2 separate regions of the Homo sapiens genome follow, and region 2 is linked to region 1. Evidence: chromatin loops called from intact Hi-C (ENCODE). Cell type or tissue: Caco-2. All regions are shown on one strand. Region 1 overlaps LINC02054 (long intergenic non-protein coding RNA 2054). Region 2 has its middle 6.5 kb from the start of LINC01839.

Region 1 (2,500 bases):
CTTTCTTTTTTTTTTTTCTTTTTTTTTTTTGAGATGGGAGTCTCTCTCTGTCACCCAGGCTGGAGTGCTGTGGCACTATCTTGGCTCACTGCAACCTCCGCCCCCTGGGTTCAAGCAATTCTCCTGTCTCAGCCTCCCGAGTAGCTGGGACTACAGGCGCCTGCCACCATGCCCAGCTAATTTTTGTGTTTTTAGTAGAGACGGGGTTTTACCATATAGGTCAGGCTGCTCTCGAGTTCCTGACCTCAGGTGATCTGCCTGCCTTGGCCTCCCAAAGTGCTGGGATTATATGCGTGAGCCACCGAGCCTGGCCTAACTTTCTATTTCAACTGCACAGAACTACCCATACGTGTCAGCAGGGGCCTACTTTCCTTCACATTAGGTTTTCACAGTCTTTTCCCTCTGCCTGGAATACCTGCTCTGCCTTTTCTGCTCCAGCTAGGTTGGCATATTTGCAGGTTTCAAATCTGCCTGTCATATTCCATCCTCAGAGCCTTTACGATGACTGTTCCGTCTGCCTGGAATGTTCCGCCCTGACGTTTCCGCATGGCTTGCCCTTCATTTCATTCAATCTCCACATTTCCACTCAAATCCTACCTCTCAGCCATCACTGTCAATTGCCCTCCACCCGAAGACCACCAGGATCCCACCTATAGTGGAGCACTTGGGGTTTATGGCTGGTTGCAGTGAAGGGGAACGCACGCCATGGGGCACTGTGGGCGTATCAGTGAGGGGGTGTCAGAAAGAACTTGTAGGGTTTGGGCTTGTTTCTGTCTAGTTCCATCACAGCCACAGAGTGGCCTTGTCTGATGTTGATGTTCTGTGAAACTGTTTATGTTCAACAGGAGAGCACCATGGGCCTGCAGTGAGTGCCAGGCCAAGGTCTGGACAGCAAGAACTGCTTTACTCTTCTTCACCACTGAATCCTTAGTGCATAGAACAGCAGCTGCAGGGAGGGTGGCAGGTGTCGAATGAAAACGTATCGAATGAATCGATCAAGTCTGTCTGCCTGGCAAATTCTTACTCCACATTCAAGTGCCCAGCCAGAAGCCCCTCTTCTGGGTGCCGTCCCTGACTCTCCTGGGCGGACCCTGATCTGGGCCCGGGCTGTGCCTGCAGAGTCTCACTAGAGCGGCTCCTGTGAGTCATGTCAGGGGGCTCTGCAGCCAGTCTCCCCACTGTGCTGCGAATGCCTTGAAGGCAGAGACACATCCCTTCCCTTAGAAGCCCCAGTGCTAAATACAGAGCAGGTGCGCCATAACTTTAGTGTGACTGACAGACCAGCTGCAGGCCCAGCTCTGCTGTGTTTGAACTGTGCCTCTGGCAGGGGCTCCAGAATTCTGTGTGTGTTCCCTGAGAGTATAGGACCTGTGGGCCACTGGGTGGGAAATCATTAAACAGGAGAAGCCCAGGCCCCAGCAGCCAGAGGGTATGTTTGTGAGTTTGTGATTCTCTGGGACACCTTCAGGGCCTGAGGACTTTGGCCCCCATGTGAGGCCTCTGCAGTGTGACTCCATCTGGGCCTGGCTCCTCCTCAAAAAATGCCCCCAACCAGGAGCGGTGGCTCACGCATGTAATCCCAGCACTTTGGGAGGCCAAGGCGGGCGGATCACCTGAGGTCAGGAGTTTGAGACCAGCTTGGCCAACATGGTGAAATCCCACCTTTACTAAAAATACAAAAATTAGCCAGGCATAGTGGCACACGCCTGTAGTCCCAGCCACTCTGGAGGCTGAGACGGGAGAATCACTTGAACCCAGGAGGCAGAGATTGCAGCAAGCCAAGATCGCACCACCACATTCCAGCTTGGGTGACAGACTGACTCTGTCTCAAAAAAAAAAAAAAAAAAAAAAAAAGACCCCCATCCCTGTCGCCCAAGGCCCAGAGGAGGCTGATGGAAGCCCGCAGTTTCCAGGAAGGGCAGAGGAAGAGGCAGTAAGAGCCCAGGCACCTCCAAAACAGGGGCCATGGGCGGGGGGCGGAGAGGGAGGAGGGACCTGGTTATCTGGCTCTATTCTCACAGCAACCCCTTAAGGTATATACAACTATTATCTTTATTTTACAGATGAAGAAACAGAGGCACAAAGAGGTTAAGTAACTTGCCTAGAGATACACAGCTAACAAGTGGCAAGTGGGATTTGGACTCAGGTCTATCTAATCCTCAAACCCATGTCCTGGACCCCTACACAGACTGCCCTCCCTCAGTCCTCTGTGTGGCCTCAAGAAGGGTCTGGACATTCAAGTTTAAAAATCCATCCAAAGAATCTATGGACCCAGTGGTCTCTGGAGTCAATGTTCTGAGGCTCAGAAGGGCCAGGCAGGAGGGAGCCGCCTCTACACAGTCCTGAGCAGAGTGGGCTGTGTCCCGGCACAGCAGGGGAGATCATAGACAGAATTCTGCCCTGGGCCCTATTTAAGTAGGACCTTTAGGCTGCCGGTGTCATGACCACAGGTCCCAGGTCTGCACGATTGGCTGTGTGTGGAAAATCTTCACTCCTTGCG
Region 2 (2,500 bases), 53 kb after region 1:
CTCCGCAGCCTCCGCAGGCAAAGCATAGACACCCTTTCCCAGCAAGAGGAGTGAGGCTCACTCCCAGTGACCTGCATCCTACTTGGCCGTTGATTTTGTGTGTGTGTGGAGTCGGGGGGGGTCTCATTATGTTGCCCAGGCTGGTCTCGAACCCCTGGCATCAAACAATCCTCCCACCTCAGCCTCTTGAAGTGTTGGGATTACAGCAGGAGCCACCATGCCCAGTAATTTTTGTCACTTGTTCTATTAGGGGAAATCATGTGAAACCGCTATTTTTATAAGTTGAAAAAACAGTGAAATACTGCCAATTTTGTATATGCTTAATATATAGAGCTGAATTTAAGTTAGGAATAGGTATTCCCAGTTTAGGGTATCTATTTATGAACCTTTCCCGTAGCCGCCATTCCTGGAGCGCCTCCTACAGGTCAGCCACCAAACAGAGCACTTACCATGTGTGTCTGATTGTATTCTCACAGCAGCCCGGAGTATGCACAATTATTATCCCCATTTTACAGGTGAAGAAAGAGAGGCACAGAGAGACCAGGAACACACAGCTAGTGAGTGACAGAGGTGGGACGTAGACCTACATCTCTCTGAACTGTGAACCTGTGTCTCTGACCCTGGTGCACGCTGCTCTCCCAGGGTCCTCTGTGTAGCCTCCCGGGGACGGAGCGGGGAGTGAGCACTGGAATTTGGGTTAAAGAACCTATTCAGGGCTGGGTGCGGTGGCTCACGCCTGTAATCCCAGCACTTTGGGAGGCCGAGGCAGGTGGATCACCCGAGGTCAGGAGTTCAAGACCAGCCTGGCCAACATTGTGAAACCCCATCTCTACTAAAAATACAAAAATTAGCTGGGCGTGTTGGCAGGCACCTGTAATCCCAGCTACTTGGGAGGCTGAGACAAGAGAATCGCCTGAACCCAGGAGGCAGAGGTTGTAGTGAGCCGAGAGCTGAGATCACACCACTGCACTCCAGCCTGGGAGACAGAGCGAGACTCTGTCTCAAAAAAAAAAAGAAAGAAAGAAAGAAAGAAAACCTATTCAGAGAGCTCTGGACCAAGTGGCCCCTATGTGACAATCAGGGTCAAAGATAGACTTTTTGGCGTCTAAAGCGGATATAATTTGTGGGACCCTCTTTAGGAAAGATGATATGAAAAATCTTAGTTTTGCAAATTTTGCACAAAATATATGTCCATAATGAGCATTTTGCTACGACTGCTCCCTGGCTTTAGAAGGGACTTGTGTAAGGGAGGGATCCTGAAGCTTAAGCTACATTATCCAGGTTCTGACATGCAGAGGGTCCGGGGTCCGCTGGTCTGTGTGTATAAAACCTTAACTCCTTGTTGGCCATGTCCTTGGCAAAGGGAACCGCTGCTTCCTGTCGTGGCCACCAGGTGGAGGCGCTCCCTTGGGAACTGTTTGCAGAGGTGCCTCACCCTCCCAGTTCCCTTCCTTGGCATTCTCTGCACCAGTGTGGCTCCCCGCTGTTACCCTCAGGGCCACCTCTGATCTGAGGGAGGAGTGGTCGCTGATGAGGCCTTGTCTGCATCCTGTGGCCTCCCCTTGCAAAGAATAACTCGCAGGGAAAGGAAAGTACAGCAGCTGGAGGCAGCATGTGGATTCTACCTGCATTATACCAAGGAGGAAACTTTTGTTCCCCCAGGCATCCCTGACCTTATAGAAAATTCCACAAGTTAAAAGTAGGTAGGCCGGGTATGGTGGCTTATGCTTGTAATCCTAGCACTTTGGGAGGCTGAAGTAGGCAGATTGCTTGAGCCCAGGAGTTCAAGACCAGCCTGGGTAACATGAAGAAACCCCATCTCTACAAAAAATACAAAAACAAAAAAATTAGCAGGGTGTAGTGGTGCGTACCTGTAGTCCCAGCTACTAGGGAGGCCGAGGTGGGAGAATCACCTGAGCCTGAGGAGGTTGAGGCTGCAGCGAGCCACGATTGTGCCACTGTGCTCCAGCTTGGGCAACAGAGTGAGACTTCGTCTCAAAAAAAAAAAAAGGTAGCTAAATGTTTGGACTAGAAACATATAAGCCCAGGCATGGTAGCTCACACCTGTTATCCCAGCACTTTGGGAGGCTGAGGCGGGCAGATCAACTGAGGTTGGGAGTTCGAGACCAGCCTTATCAACATGGAGAAACCCCGTCTCTACTAAAAATACAAAATTAGCCAGGCGTGGTGGTGCGTACCTGTAATCCCAGCTACTTGGGAGGTTGAGGCAGGAGAATCACTTGAACCTGGGAGGTGGAGGTTGTGGTGAGTTGAGATCGTGCCATTGTACTCCAGCCTGGGCAACAGGAGCAAAATTCCATCTCAAAAACAAAATAAAATAAAATAAAACTTATCTTTAATTCAGATTTAAGAATAGAGGGCATGAAACTCTCGTGTAGGTAGGTGCATCTGGGTTCTGTGCTGTAGGTTTGGAGAGGAAGCTCCCGGGAGGGCCATGGCCCTGTACGTGGTCTCTCTCCTCGCAGCTGTGAGCTCCTGG

The links. A loop is a pair of places that touch in the nucleus more often than their neighbours do. Peaks named below come from ENCODE experiments on the same cell type or tissue, not always from the same donor. Only the 100,000 strongest peaks of a DNase experiment are listed, where the experiment ranks them.
Region 2: it touches region 1 in a loop (11-fold over the local background); 22 of 110 quality-filtered maps call a loop at or near these places.

The regions. Positions count from the first base shown.
Region 1 is chr3:184,415,481-184,417,980 of GRCh38, forward strand. The region is part of intron 1 of LINC02054 (long intergenic non-protein coding RNA 2054); the gene reads left to right. Among named protein-coding and RNA genes, the nearest start is that of LINC02054, 15 kb to the left of the region's middle. RefSeq lists an enhancer at 799-1,300. In Caco-2, no CTCF peak of the experiment used is centred here; a DNase peak (open chromatin) is centred at 1,391.
Region 2 is chr3:184,468,157-184,470,656 of GRCh38, forward strand. No RefSeq gene overlaps it. Among named protein-coding and RNA genes, the nearest start is that of LINC01839, 6.5 kb to the right of the region's middle. In Caco-2, CTCF peaks have their summits at 469 (motif pointing left) and 1,375 (motif pointing right); a DNase peak (open chromatin) is centred at 1,395.